2 separate regions of the Homo sapiens genome follow, and region 1 is linked to region 2. The links are chromatin loops, found by intact Hi-C in ENCODE. Cell type or tissue: mammary epithelial cell. All regions are shown on one strand. Links, peaks and the distances in the headings refer to the core of each region. The heading gives the core; the rest is flanking DNA. Region 1 has its middle 250 kb from the start of HEAT2. Region 2 holds the start of LOC124902498 (a long non-coding RNA gene).

What was found. Peaks named below come from ENCODE experiments on the same cell type or tissue, not always from the same donor. Only the 100,000 strongest peaks of a DNase experiment are listed, where the experiment ranks them.
Region 1: it touches region 2 in a loop (17-fold over the local background); 12 of 110 quality-filtered maps call a loop at or near these places.

The regions. Positions count from the first base shown.
Region 1 is chr10:111,357,261-111,365,315 of GRCh38, reverse strand. No RefSeq gene overlaps it. Among named protein-coding and RNA genes, the nearest start is that of HEAT2, 250 kb to the right of the region's middle. In mammary epithelial cell, for the core only: a CTCF peak has its summit at 4,833 (motif pointing right); no DNase peak of the experiment used is centred there.
Region 2 is chr10:110,743,048-110,751,102 of GRCh38, reverse strand. The region is part of intron 1 of RBM20 (RNA binding motif protein 20); the gene reads right to left. LOC124902498 (a long non-coding RNA gene) reads left to right here and starts at 790. Exons shown (of 3, transcript XR_007062286.1): 1 at 790-852; 2 at 1,752-1,832; 3 at 5,334-5,409. In mammary epithelial cell, for the core only: a CTCF peak has its summit at 4,556 (motif pointing left); a DNase peak (open chromatin) is centred at 4,692.

The sequences.
Region 1 (8,055 bases), core at 2,544-6,543, 610 kb before region 2:
ACTGGAGTGCAGTGGTGCGATCTCAGCTCACTGCAAGCTCCGCCTCCCAGGTTCATGCCATTCTCCTGCCTCAGCCTCCAGAGTAGCTGGGACTACAGGCACCCACCACCATGCCCTGTTAATTTTTTGTATATGTATTTTTTTTTTTTTTTTAGTAGAGACAGGGTTGTCACTTTTTCTTAAGGCCAAAGTAAAACAATCCTGCAAAAATGGCCCAAGCTGGTAATTAGAGACCATAGCTTCAATCTCAAAGGAGGATTTTACTGAAAGGTTGGAAAGTCTCTACACCACGGGAATTTGGGTTATATCACAGTTCACAACATGAGCAGGACAAAGTGTTTTTCAATAATTGACTCAAGTGGCAGGTGATGACTTCCCAGCTGGGAAGAGACTCTTTAGGGAAGAGACAACCTGATTATTTCAAAAGAAAGCCAGCCAGGCAAACTAACACATCTTGCTCTTTTCTTACTTAGGAAACCACTGACTTTTTAGAGATGCCCACTGCATAGATGATAAGAATGACAAGGCATCAAACAAGATCATATCTGATGAGGTAATTAGAAATAACTGTTGAGGCCAAAACTTGCACATCATTGTCAAATGTGACATAGAGGTGCTGAACAAAGGGAGGAAGAGGAAAACTGTGTGTGGGGCTGCTTCTAGTGGTGATATGGTTTAGGACTAATAAACCAGTGTCCCACTAGTCTGTCAAGGGATCTTCCACCTTCTAAGCCTAGAGTAGGAATGGTAAATATCTAACACACATGCTTCACGCCTATGCCGCAAACACATGTTATTTATGAAATGACACCAAACCCGGGAATCCTTCTTAATTAACAAACTCATCCCTCAGCCAGTATCAATCAATCTGAATTGGCAAAAAAAAATACCTAATTGTCATCCTTTGCTTAAATCAGCTTCCTGTAAAGTATCTTTGATGAAGGGAAGCCAGAAGCACCTTAAGGAATACAGAAGCCTGAGAAGGTGTAAGTGAAGGGAAAAGCTACCCTCCCACAGATTGGGCAATGGTTGCAAAGCATACTGGGTAATTCCCATAATTCTCAATCTCTAAACAAAGTCCAAAGAGACAGCCACAAGGTTTTCTCCCCTAGTCTGTCTAAAAGAGAGGTAACACCAAGAGTACGTCCTATACCACTTGAAGCACTGAGGAGAGAGTTTTCACAATGGTTACATTCTCCTGAAGTTGTAAGTTGTTTCTAACCTGCCGCTGGTAGACCGATGGCAAGCTTAGTCCCATATTCTTGTTCAGAGGACTCTCTCTTGTCCCCACAATTTTCCTCTACACATATGTATCTCATTCACAGAGTTTATCCCATTTACTAGGTTCCCTTCTCCTGTTGTTGATTGTTTCCTTTGCTGCTCACAGGTTTTCAGTTTGATGTGGTCCCACTTGTTAATTTCTGCTTTTGGTGTCATATCCCCCCAAAAATCATTGCTAAGATCAATTTCCTATCTGAAAAAGAAATCAGAAAGCAATCATATTTTCAATAGCATAAAAATTACTAGGAATAAATTTAATCAAGTAAGTGAAAAGTCTGTATATTGAAAACTACAAGACATTGATGAAAGAAACTGAGAAAGACACAAATAAATGAAAATATTTATCTTGTTTATGACTGGAAGAATATTGTTAAAATGTCCATACTACCCAGAGAGATGTACAGATTCAATGCAATCTCAATCAAAATTCCAATGGCAATTTTCACACAAACAGAAAGAAGAATCATAAAATTCACATGAAACCAAAAAAGACCCCTAATAGCCAAGGCAATCTTGAGAAAGGACAAAATTGGAGGCATTACGCTTCCTGATTTTAAACTATATTACAAAGCTATATATATTTTAAAAAATAAAAAAGTCTAGTATCGGCATGAAAACAGACACATAGACCAACGGAATGGAATAAATCCCAGAAATACAATTGATTTTTACATATTGGTCTTGTATCCTCAATTTTTAAAGTCGGGTTTTATATTTAGCAGCTTTCCTGAACCTTTGGGACTATTTAGCTTTTATCTAAGATATTTTCTCAGTAATATTGAAATAAAAAATAGAGCTAGTTCCCCAGTTACAAAGGCACACTCGCAAAGAGACAAGGTGACTAGCTATGCAAGGAGATTAAAATGGCAAATGAGGCACTTCTTTGTGTGGAATTGTCTACGTATATGTGTACAGGAGCACTCTATCTCTAAGCTTTTAACACAGACCTTGCAGACTGCACCCCAAAGCCACACGGAACTGAGGTCTTGAAAGTCTTCCAAGGACAGATGGGACCACAATGCTTGGTGTCTATTGATTGTTCAAGGCTTCCTGATCCTCAGACAAGGAAGCCACAGAATATTGAAGACTATCTCAAGATGGTCTATAATATGTAGCTATTTAGGAAATACAATTATCATATTCATCCATAAATTTAGATCAGCAAGTAACAGCAAAAACTGATAACAATATTTTAAGAAATATTTTTCTGTTGTTTTTCTTCCCCCTATTTGTCTCCCTTATTTCTTCTAAGATCATTGAAAAGGTTTCAGGTCAATTAAAATAAAATTTTAATTACTCATTTGTGTGTGGGGTGGGGTGGGTGTGTGGGCATGGGTAGGGCTGTAAGGTGCCAGTTATCTAAGAATAAAGTGGCCAATCTTAGATTTTGAGAAAATTCATTTAGCACACATTTAACATGTTTCAAAGTATTTGAATCCTAAGTTTGACATCACTTTTCATTTTGAGACAAACTCCTCTACCTCCTTAAAAATGAGATTGGGGCGGGCACAGTGGCTCACACCTGTAATCCTAGTACTTTGGGAGGCCTAAGTGGGTGGATTGCCTGAGCACCGGAGTTTGAGACCAGCCTGAGCAACACGATGAAACCCCATCTCTTCTAAAAATACAAAAAATTAACAGGTTGTGGTGATGGGCACCTGTAATCCCAGCTATCTGGGAGGCTGAGGCAGGAGAATTGTTTGAACCCAGGAGGCAGAGGTTGCAGTGAGCCGAGATCCCGCCACTGCACTCCACCCTGGGCGACAGAGTAAGACTCCATCAAAAAAAAAAAGAAAGAAAAAAAGAAAAGAGGCTGAATCACAACCATAGGCAAACTTTTGATTTAGTCAGTAAGGGCTCATAAATATTTGTTAGAATAATGATGTACAGGGCACTGTACTTGATTCAGAATGCTAATTAGGGCTCCATTATAGTACTCTAATAATGCAGGTGTGTGTGTGTGTGTGTGTGTGTGTGTGTTTATGCCTACTTCTGTATTCATAGCTTTCTCCTTTGTTACTCTCATTCTCTTTCTTTTATTCCTGATCCTAATTACTCTCTGAATCTTTTCTTTCATTTGTATCTTTTAATCTCAATGGCTTGGGCAACTGGTTAACCACTTAGTACTGTGTACTACAACAGTCAAGAAGACCAGGAGACAGATAATTAGATACTTGAGGAAAAATTATTCCTGTGTTCCATCTGGGTGCTTCCTAAACTTTAATGTGCACTGAAGTCGCTTTAAGTTCTTGTAAAATGCAGATTCTGATTTAGCTGGTCTCAGAAGGGACCGAAGATTCTGCATTTCTGACAAGCCCCTGGTCATGCTAATGCTGCTGATTTACAGACTACACTTTAAGTAGAAGGTTAGACTGTTGGGGATTAGCACAAATTTGGCTGTTAGTTTTAAAGGGCATTATTGTTAAATTTTATTATGTATATTTATCCCAATGCCACTCACACATGGCACACTTTGAAAAGTGTTGACTTCTAGAGAGTAGGGGGGATTAGAATGATCTAATGTTGATCCTTCGACTTTGCAAAATGTTGACTCAAGCACCATTTAAAAATCAATTACATGATTCAGGTGATGGTTACACGAAAAGCCCAGACTTCGTCACTACACAGCATATCCATATAATACAATCATACTTGTACTCCTTAAATTTACATAAATTTTAAAAAGAAAGATAAAAAGAAAGAGTTTGGGTGTTTTCTTTTGAGATCCATGAAATATGACAGAGTTTAGGGAGGATTACATAAAATAAAATTTATGGGAGTGCTTGATAGTATCTGGCATGCCACAGATACTCAGTGACCATCATTTGCAGTTCATCTTTTGTTTCCTTGATTGGTTCTGCATACTTTATGCCTATCTTATGCTATTCTATCATTTTTAAATACTTGCATGACTGTATTTTTTAATCCATGTGTTTATGATCTATGTGCCTTACTGAATTACCACTTCCTTGAGGGCACAAATATGACATATATATTGGGTGTTTCCTCTTATTGTAGAATGTGGTATCTTGCATCTGTGGTCACTTATCTGAACTCAACTGATTAGAGAAGTGCTAATAAAAAATGTCTATCCATCCATCTCTCCCACAAGCCTGCCTGAACTTCCTTCATTACCAGTTAGTTCCTTGAGTTAAGCCAGACCTCAGAGCAAACATGAAAGTATCCACCGATAGAGAGGGAACACTGATTTATTCTCAGTCTTTCCTACCCAATGAAGGAGTCTTTGGTCTGTAGTCACCGAGTTCTTCCTCATGATGAGATCAATCAGTTAAAGCAGGGAAGGAGGCCAAAGTCTAGATTAAGGTGTAAAGGGAGAGTTGGACACCTGAGAGCTAACTTAAAAGAGGAGATTAATCCAGTACCCTATAGTCTGCCTAGGACAGCATAGAGTCCTGAGAGACATGGGGTAATGGGTGGGTGGTAGAGGCAGGAGGAAGGGGAGGGGAAGTACTAGGAAGCCACTGTATTGCAGATACCCTTCCATTTGCCCACTCACCTTTCAGCCACTTGGTGGCACTGACCTCTCACACAGGCTTTTAAGAAACAGCAGCATATCACACACTGGAGCATGCAGTGTGTTCTGGTGCCTCCTACCAGCCAGAGGGGCGCCTGCAGAGAGATTGGCAGTTTCCATCCTGTCACCACAGGGAAAGGGTATTTCTTGGGTCTCTCGTTCCCTCTGTGGTCAGTGCTCACGCCAGCATGATCCTCTCCTTATCTTCTCTGAGCTCAGGAGCCAGTACTAGAGGAAAAACATGGTGGGGGCTGTATTCTAGCTGAACAAAGGTAAACTGTGGTATTTTCCAGAAAACTCAATTAGCGCTTTCAGGACTCTGGGCACCACCTGGGACCCATAAACAGCATTCACCCACTCCATGGCCTGGCTATATCCTCAGCCTCCTCCTCGGAGCATCCGTGAAGAATGACATTGAGCAGAAAGGATGAGGTCTTCATTTAGGCTATTGCAAAGGCCAGATTTCTATGAAGAGGAAAGGCACATCCTTCTATATCCAAAAGCGAACCTCTCTCTAGAGGCTTCGCCTACTCATATCATAGAGCAGGCTGGCCAATGCCAGGCTTTGAATCCACACCATGGCCCTATTGACCCCTGCTGTGACTCCATCCACAGCCCAGAGAAAGGTCAGTGCTCATCGCAGAGGACAGTAGGCAGTGGGGGTATCGCAGGAAGAGCTCACTGCTGGGCATGCAATATAATCCAATTTTCTATTGTTTATTATATTTACATGTATAAAAGATCTTTGTTTAATATTAATGCTGTGAAAGACACCTGCTTGCTGCTAGGGGATACAATGCTAAATAAACATAGTTTTTGCTCATATTCCAAGCATGGAGGCTTTAGGAAGATGAATAAATACAATTTAATGACCATTTTCTAGGCACTGTATTATATAAACTTTTTATATTTTTTATATATATTTGTGGGTGCACATATATGTGTATATATATACATATGCATACATATATACTTATAGATTTATAAAACTATCTTTTTAAAATATATATACATCATTTCTATATACAAAGGTATGAAATATCTTTATATATACCATTTATCACAGAATATATTTATGTATGTATGTGTGTATATATCTCTCTCTCTATATATATGTATTTTGGAAATGACAATTTCTTTTTCTAATAATAAAAGCAATAGAGGAGTGGTTAAGAGCACATGAATTTAAAGTCAGAATGCCTTTTACCTTGAACAAGTTACTTATCCTTCCTTAAGCCTGTTTTCCCATCTGGAAAATAAAGAAAGAGATAGAAAATAATGTGAAGATTGAGTGAGGTGAAGCATAATCCAAAAGCACATGTTTGATAAATAAAAGTTAACAATTATTATCCTCATGTGTATTGTTTAAAAAAAAAGAGTCAAGCAATTTTCAAAAGGCACAGAGAAGGAAATAACAGTGTCCTGTAAACCCATAATTCAGAAGTAGAACAGTTAATACCTTACTAAATACAAGCATGAGTTAAAAAAAAATCATGTTTTTTTTAAATGCATTTTGCTTTCCCCAACACACAATTATGTACTCTGATTTTACAGAAAGGATATAATATTCTAGTGACTTACATATCCTATTTTTCCTCAATATGGAGTGGGCATGGTTATAATTCAACATAGAGAATCCTACTCTCTTTTTAACAGCTTCACAGTGTTTTAGTCTGCAAATCATCAAGGTGTCTCCACCACTCATTTTAATTCTTTTTCTAATGGAATTGGCACATCTAGAAAAAACACCACCAGATAATGTTTATGACAATGAACATTCTTTTCATGTTTCTGATCTTAACGGGAATTTTAACACTGAGCTTGAGGCTAGCCATGGATTTTAAATGTATGTCTTATAATGCTATGAGCATATTCATTTATTGATACTTGATTGAAAGTTTTTGTATCAAGAATGGATGTTAATTTTTATCAAATGCTTTTCAGCATATATCAAGTTGTATTATGTTTTTTCTTTTGCTGTTAGTAAATTGAATTATAACCATTGATTTCCTAATATTAAACAATTAATGAAGTCATAGAAAGAACGCTTCCTCGTCATGGTGATTTTTCCCTTAACGTACTGCTGGGTTCTGTTTGCTGATGATTATAGATGTCCAAATCCCAAATAAAATAGCTATAATACATATGATAGTTTTATGTGCTCTTTGGACTTATGTTAGTGCTAATGCTATATTTTAATAAAAGTAATTAGAAGTACTTTATTCTATTTTTATGCTTAAAATTCTAGGTAGATTTGTTTCCTAAAGGTTGAAAGTATTTGCAAGGAAAATAATCCTTTACAAATTTCACAACATTTAACACTAGATTCCATAGTATTTTAGTTTCTACCTGTCCTAGAGTCTTTTTTGGTCATTTATTTATTTTCCCATCTGGGAGTAAAATTGTCACAAAACCCTGAGGCTCTTCAGCTATCTTGTGAAGTCAGCATTTTTTCCTCCACATAGCCACCTTTGTGTGATAGTGTTCCTCACTTGCTGTGAAAATGGCTTTTCCCCCCCTCCTACTATTTTCTGTAATCTTCACGTTAAGGATTCATTCCTCCTACAACATCAGAATAAAATCACATGGCTGTTGAGAAGCTAGATCAAAACCACACAAAGTATAGTGATAGTTGACCTTGAGTTTTGTTCTCCATTCCTAACAGTGCTGTTTTCACATTGCAGGAAAATTGGGCATTGCTTGCCATCCCTGGCCTTCCCAGCCCTCCAGCCCTCAATCCTTAACAAAGGAAACCAATTTTATATCATTAAATATCTACTTTATGAGGACATAGCTACAAACTCCATTTTATAGAGGAAAGTGAACATGGGCACATTTCTTCACCAAGATGAGCTCACACAGGTGCAGATTCAGCATTTAAATCAAGACTGCCTCCAAAGCTCATGGTCCCTCCACTGCTATCACTAGCATATTTGGGATCTGGGCTCCAGTGGTCCTTGAAGCCCTGTTGTACTTTCTGTCTCCCATAGGGTTTGGGGTCACATGGAAATAATAGAGTTAGAATTCTGTCACTTGCAACTTAAAAGTGCCCAATTAATAGAGGTGCTAATGTGTATTTATGCATCCCTACCTGATTGTAAACCCATTCAATGGTGCTCTGTGCTCCGTCCTTCAAATCTTTCTAGTGCGGAGACTCCAATGGAGTAGAAGCTCAAACTTCATAAACAATAACAAAGAAAATCAAGTTCCAAGTAAGTCAGTAATCATTAGATTGATTC
Region 2 (8,055 bases), core at 2,486-6,485:
AGTATGTAGCCCCAGTGGAAAACCACACTACCTTCCTCTTACCTTCAAAGCCCTCTCTCTGCTGGCAAAAAGGAAAGCATGCCCTACGTCACTCTAGTCTGCCCCACTTCGCAGATGAGAAAACTCAGGCAGAAGTGGTCAGCAGGTCTGCAGGTAAAGCAGAATTCCACAACTCCCATTTTCAAATTACCAGCCCACAAATGACCACCTTGCTTAAAACACTGGTACCTCCTTAGAGACCCATCGCACCCTTCCTTCATCACCCCACCATACCCAGGTGTATTTCTTGGCTCCTGAAAGGCCTCATGATTTCAGACCAATAATGAAGCCCAATTAAGCAGGTACACTGATGTCAGCAGCATGATGCTCCTAGTCAGTCCCAGAAAATTCAGAATCTCTGCCACTTGTCAGGGAGCACACATTTCATTACAGAACACCCAGTTTCACCCTGTCAAGGAAAACAGCAAGGTCTAGAGCTTAAAAGAAATCAGGCAGCATCTATGAATTAAGAGGTCGGGTAAGTAAGAATTGAATGCAATGAAAACAATTTCCCCATGCTTGGATAGAACTTAATGCTTGTGACGATGCTCTTCCCCACGCGTTCTTCCTTCTCTGCTCCTCTAGCAGTTGTAACCTGCCCCACAGAGAGAAGAGAAAATGTGAGCGCTGGCAAGGGAGGAGGACCTAAGCTAGTAATCAGTCCAACCCTCTTGTTTTCCAGAGCACACAGCCCCTGAGAGGAAGGTCCTCACCCATGGACGCAGCTTGCTGATGGCAGTGATAAGATCAATCAGGATTTTGGGTTTGGCAATTTCCCCCTATACAACGATAGTTTCCACCTTTCATGCTGAGGTTGGTAGTTGCTTTGTGTTGTCTTAAAAATTTTTTAAACATGGAAATATTTCTAAGTGTAACAAGCCCTTGTGTCCCCACCAACCAGGATTAACCAATGTTAACATTTTTATCATTTTTCACATGATGGATAAAGCTGATGTCCCCTGTCCCATTCTCTCCCCTCACTCTGTGTCCAGAGGCAACACCTATGTGTATACTTCTAGGCCATAATCTTATATTATACACCTATAAATCATAATACTTTAACCTAGTCAAATTTATCATTTTTTTCACTTCTGAGTTGTGTTTTTTGGATCCTTTCTAAGGAATTCTTTTTAACCTCTCAGGTCATAAAGATATTCTCCCGGGGTTGGCTTCTGACAGTGTTAACATTTTGATTTTCACATGCTGGTTTAGCTGAGATTTATCTTGGTATGTGTTGTGAGATGCAGATCTAGTATCTTTTTTTATAGAAAGCTAGTTGTCTCAAGATAAGTCAATGATGTGCTCAGCCTTTCCCACTCATTCATCATGCACTGTTATCTAGTATTAAATTCACAGTGATTCTTAGGCCTGTTTCTCTGCTCTTTCATTTGCTTTCTTGACCCTTTTATTCTTTTTTAGACATATCAGACCTGTGGATGTACCTTACTCTTCAAATCAATTTTAGAATTGGTTTCTGTAATTGCAAGATAAATCCTGTTGGGATATTTATTGGAATTGTCTTCAATGAGACACTTTTACACAAATGAGCTATCCTATCTACGAACATATCATATTCTACTTATGATATACTTTATGTTTTATAATTTTTTCTATTAAAGAACTAGGCATATTTTATTTAATTTTTTTCTAGGTACCCTATTGTTTTATTGTTATTGTGAACTGTATCTTTTTTTCTATAACATTTCCTATAGGTTACTGTAGTTCGGCAGAAATGCTATTGCTTTCTGTACATGGACACTGAATTTCCAAAAGTATTACATATAATAAAAGAGGTAAGCAACTCGTTGAAAGTACACAACCATATCATCTCCACATAACAATAATTTGTCTCTTACTTTCCATCCTTGTGCTTCATTTATTTTTCTTGTCTTACTGCATTGGCTAGGTTCTTCAGCACAATGCTGAATCACAGCGGTGACATTTAGCATCTCTTATCTTATTTCTGACTGTAATTGGGAATGCTTCTAAGGTTTTCCCAGCAAGCATGATGTTGGTCATAGGATGTAACTGTCTTTTTCATGTTCTCAGATTACATCTTCCCAATTAGTAAGCTCCTTGAGAGTAAGGCCTAAATATCATACATTTTCCCATCCACCACAAAACACTGTGTGTCACACAGTAGGCAAGTCCATAAAGACGAAAACCACATTAAGTGGTTGCCAAGGAGAGAGTGACTGCTTAATGGGCACATGGTCTCCTTTGTGGGTAATGAAAAGGTCCTGGAACTAAATAGTCATGATGATTGCCCAGCATTGTAAATGCACTTAGTGGCACTGAACTGTGTACCTTAAAATAATCAAAATGGTAAATTTTGTGGTATGAGTATTTTGTCACACACACAGAGAGCGAGAGAGAGAGAAAGAGAGAGAGAGAGAGAAGATATAACTAGTCCAGGGACACAACAACTCGTAAGTGTGATTACGAGAACCCAGTTTTTCACTGTAATTTTAGGAGTCAAAAGAGAGCTACCCCCTACATCTCTACATTGAGCCCAAGTCCAGTACATTCTCCCTGATGCCTCCTCTGAGTGATCCAGGCCTCGGTAGCCCTTGTTTCCAGACACAACCATGGTACACACCCTGGCATGAAACCCTATCTGCCCCATATCACTCTCTGGTCATTTCATGCACACTGGTTTAGTTCCCCAGGTAGACATACTCTGAGCTCTTTGAGTCCAGGGCCCATGAGCCCTCCCCACAGGGCTCACTGGCTTGACTACTGTTGTGGAAACTGAAAAGCATACCAAATGCTTATTTATATGTTTCACAGTTTTAACTTGCATTTTAGCTAAAATGTTCCCACATTCTTTTGGTTAGCAAAACATAACAGGCTCTCCTTTTGCCACTGATTCAATCTCAGGAAATGCCTTTTCGCCATAGAACTCCTAAACCCATTGCTGCCTATTGTTTTCTCATTAATGAAAAAAAAAGTTAACACTACTTTCTCCACTTACTCATAAAAGTTTCATTTCTCTACTTCAAACACTGTGTGAACATTAAAAGGTGCTATAGGTTGCATTTTAATAGAACAAGACAGTAAATAAAAGCATATGAAATTACAGCCTAGGAGTTTAAACACGTAATATTTCAAAGAAGTTTTACTTCACTTGAAAAAGTTTTCTCTTTCAGAAAGAAAACTTTCTAAAAAGTTTTCTCTTTCAGAAAGAAAACTTTCTAAAAGGCTTTCTCTTGCAGAAAGAAAACTTTCTAAAAAGTTTTCTCTTTCAGAAAGAAAACTTTCTAAAAGGCTTTCTCTTTCAGAAAGAAAACTTTCTAAAAAGTTTTCTCTTTTTAGTGTATTTAGAAATTAGCAAGGAAAACCCAGATTAAAAAGTCATTTAATCTACCTTCTAGCCTTGGATGCATCACTTACTTTTGGTCCCAGCCAAGTACCTCAAACCCTGGGTGTTAGTTTTCTTATTCACAAAATGGAAATAAAAGTGTCTTCCTGTTAGTCTTAGAGAAGCATTGTAACCCACGATTAAGACAACAAACAAGAAAGTGAGTAGTAAAGGGCAGAGCCCTGACTATAAGGGAGAAACTTGGGACAGAGGATCTCTGAGTCCAGAAAGGGAAGAAAGGAGGTGGCAATGACTGTCTCTCCCCATCCTTGGCTCCAGGTCTCTGCACCACTGATCACCTAGTCTAGCAGGTGCTTTGAGCCTGGGCAGGATCTGTGGAAGTGGCCAGTGGATCTGAAGGGGGTTGAGAAGCCAGTGCTACCCTGCCAGAATGACCCCCCCCCCCAAAAAAAGAGTTTTTAAAATCAATGCTCAACTTTTCTCCCAAATGATGATGCAAATACCAGTAATACACAAGCAGGTGGAGGTTATTTTTAGTGAGGGTATTTTTTTAACTTTCTATTCTGAAATACTTATAGACTTGCAAGAAGTTGCAAAAATAGTACAGAAAGGTCTATGTCCTTATCTCCTATCTTCCCCAATGATAACATCTTATATCACTATATTACATGATCAAAACCAGGAAATTGACACTGGCACAATACAATGGACTAGACTGCAGGCCTTAATCAAATGTTATCAGTTTTTGCAGACACTGTTATACAAACAACTATAATGGTGCAGAGGGTAGAAAAAAGAAAAAGAAGTGGTATAGAATTATTTACATCACTAGGATGAAATCAATACAATGTAATTTCGATAGACAATTCATGAGTATGCAAACAATTTTTTTATTACAAACGATATTTTTCTTCATGATTGAGTCCATTGTGATGGGATGATATTTGCAGCATCTTACTCCAGTCCCCCATTTGGGGAGGTGAAGAAATTTCCCACAACAGTTCTAGAAGAGTCAGGGAGAAAGAGGCATCCAATGCCCATTGCAACCCTAATCCCAGACCCTCTCCATAGGTAGCACTGCCTGCTCCCAATCCAGCTGTGCAAAATCATAGAATTCCCACAGCTTGAAGGGCATCTCCAGGTGGAATTTGGTGCCGGCCTTGAAATACTCGGGGTCGACTGAGCAATGCCACCATCTGGTGGTCAGACAAAGAACTAAGGAAAGCAGTGGCAGCTCTCCATTTGTGGGTCTTACCAGTTGAGCAACCTTTTAAATCTATTCCAGGAGGCTCTACTTAAGGTACAGCCATACTAAATGTTGTAATAAAGAATGTTTCGTAATGAGAATAACCACTCTACAGTGGATTAAATATGGCCACAAATTCCTGGAAGCCCCTCCCATTAAGACATGAGTCTATTTCCCTATCCTTTGAATCTGGGCTGGGCTCTTGACTTGCTTTGAAGCAGAATGCACAGGAAGAGATGCTGTGTAACTTCCAAGCCTCTACCTCAATTGGCCTCAGAGTTTGCCCCTCACCCTCTTGGAAGACTGCCACTTTGTGAACAAGCCCGCACCAGCCTCCTTCAGCATGAGATTCTAGTGGAGAGAGAATCTCCATTTCTCCTGAGGTCCCACGCATATGAATTCCAGCCGAATCGCTACCAAACGTGGTGATGAGCGAGCCCAGGCAAGAACAGCTGAAGGCAACTCAAGTCATAACCCACAGAATCATGAGAAATAATAAAGGGTTCTAAATCATTAAGTTCTGGGGTGGCTTATAATGGAACAGATTTGAACATTCTCAAATTATTGTTTAAAAAATCTGTACTGTGGACAAGCTTAAGGTTTATTATTACTATTTTAAACTAGATTACTAGGCAGGGCATACATCGCTATTTCCATATGGTAAACCTTGCTTGTTGCATGCATTTTGAATATACGGCATACTTTGATTTTCCTTTGCATTTTCAGCCCTCCTCACATGTTATCACGCATTCATTCATCAAACACCAAGCATGTTGAAAGTGACAGCTCCTGGAGTAGGCACTAAGGATGTGACATTGAATTGGATATGACGGCTACTCCTGAGAAGCTCATGGCTATTGGAGAAGATACGTATGCAAATGCTGAGTGACCACTCCCAGTGGAAGCAAGACAAGGGGCTAAGTTAGTCAGGACCCAATAAAGAAAAGAGAAACCACTCCAAATCCCTTGGAGAATTTAATCCAGAGAATTTATCAAACAGACAAGAAGGTACACAAAAGCTAGTGGGGACAGGAGTAGCAATAGAGCCCTGGAAGATCCCCAGCCACTGTCAGACAGCCAGCCACAGAGGAGGGGGAGAACCACCCTGGCATCCCTCTCCGACCACCCTGCAGTCTCACCCCAGAGGCTTGCACTGTTCAAACCCAGCAGGCGCCTGGAAATGCAGCCTGCAGGGATCAAATCCCTGGGATGTGGAGCACAGGAGGGGAAGAACAAGGCTTATGACTTGCCATGGTGGTATTCAGGCTAGAAAGTCTTTACAGCAGAGGCAGTGGCTGGGCCAAGCCTTGACACTTAGAAGAACTGGACTCTATTTGGAGATGTTTTGCAGTCACATTTGGGTTTGCCCAGGAGAAACAGGGATGAAAAAGCAGAGGGTTTGTATTCAAGCAACTGCTTACAACATTGACCCAAACAACAGTAACCACGAGGAGAGTGACAGTGCATAAGAAAGATGCCAGCACCCCCAGGGAGGAAGTGCTGGAGTTCCGGAGAGGCAGAAGTAACCTCTCGCTCTTGGCTCCTTTTGGTGCTGGGAGGACAGTAAGGTCAAGGCCATCCCTTCAGCTGTCCTGAACACAAGCCTCTTGACCCACATGGTGGCCGCTATGTTTCACCATGAGCCAAGCAAAGGACCAAGATGGATTCATTGCCTTTGTTCGAAATATAACTGAGTCTTCATATCAGCAGATTTCTTTCCTTGTCTTCTTGGTACAAGTGTACATATCTTTAGATTTCTTATTTCAGTAGCTAAATATACATCTAAACTCATTTGAAATGAAATAGGGACTGGCTCTTTCACATTCTAAAGTATGGTTTGCAAACTTCAGCAGGCCTCAGACACACCTGGAGGGCTTGTTCAAACACAATATCACTAGCATCCACCCCCAGAGTTTCCGTTCAGTAAGTCTGGAGGAAGGTTTGAGAATCTGCGTTTCCATCAAGTTGCTAGGTGGATATTGCTGCTGGTGCAGGACCACACTTTGGGAACCAATGTTCAAAGGTATTAACTTTCCTCCAAGTTCTTTTATTTTATATATCAACCCACCTTCACCTTTCATCACCTTGGTAGTGGCGTTTCCCAGCCACAAGCATCAGCCCGGTGCTGGTGAAACTACAGCTCCCAGTCACTCCCCTGGAGATTCTGAGGGCCTGGAATGCTACCTTCAAGGGCCCCAGGAGAGTCACATCAGGGTGACAGAAACCACAGGCATCCTGCAAACCTACTGTGTGCCAGGCACTGTGCTTGACAGTGATTGACAGGCGCTATTTCGTGTGATCTTCCTTATACTTCCGCTTGCATTTCCTCTGTATAGAGAGGTATCTGAGGCACTGAGAGGTGAAGGAGTTTGCCCAGTGCCACACAGCCAGCAAGTGGAAGAGCTGAGGCTCAAACTCAGGAAATGTGACACCACCCTGTCACTGTACTCCCAATCATTCTACTCTATTTCTTCCTAAAGAAAAGGGGACTGGAGCCCCCACCAGGATCACTGAAAAATTTCTCTAGTGAAGAGAAGCTGATCTCTTCCAACAAGGAACACCAAATAAAAATAAAAGGACAGCTGGGCACCGTGGCTCACACCTGTAATCCCAGCACTCTGGGAAGCTGAGGTAGTCGGATCACCTGAGGTCAGCAGTTCAAGACCAGCCTGGCTAACATGGTGAAACCCCATCTCTACTAAAAATACAAAAATTAGCCGGGTGTGATGGTGCGCATCTGTGGTCCCAGCTACTCAGGAGACTGAGGCATGAGAATCGCTTGAACTGGGAGGCAGAGGTTGCAGTGAGCTGAGTTTGTGCCACTGCACTCCAGCCTGGGCAACAGAGCAAGATGCCACCTCAAAAAATAATAATAATATAAAAGAACAATGTGGGTATTGCATGCATGCATGCATGTGTGTGCCTCTGTGTATGTTGTGTGTGTGTGTGTGTGTATGTATAAACTGAATCAGAAGGCTGGGAGAAGGTGAGAAGAGGGAGAAGCTTTGGACTAAAGTTGACCATTAAAACCTAGTAATTAACAAATAAAAAGTGTAACTATTTATCACATGCAACATAAAATAAGATATATCACGTTAAACTTGTCATTTGATGAACTGTGAAAAAAATAACCCCAGTTAGCCCATGAAAACTCTTACCCCTTTTGGCAAGCCACTTAATCTCTCTGTGCCTTGGTCTAATGGTCTGCAAAACAGAAATTGATTTACCCCATTGGAGGTTTAGAGAATTAAGTGAAATAATGAATGTGAAAGCCTCTAAGCTCATAAGCCTTTTTTTTCCATTGTTGGTAAAATATACAGTTCATAAAATTTAACACTTCATATAAACCTTTCAAAAATAATTTGTAAAATACATTGTGTCTGAGTTCCTTAAACAGGGGAGTGATTAAACCCTGAGGTTTTCGGAACCCTGCCAGGCTTGAGGTGCT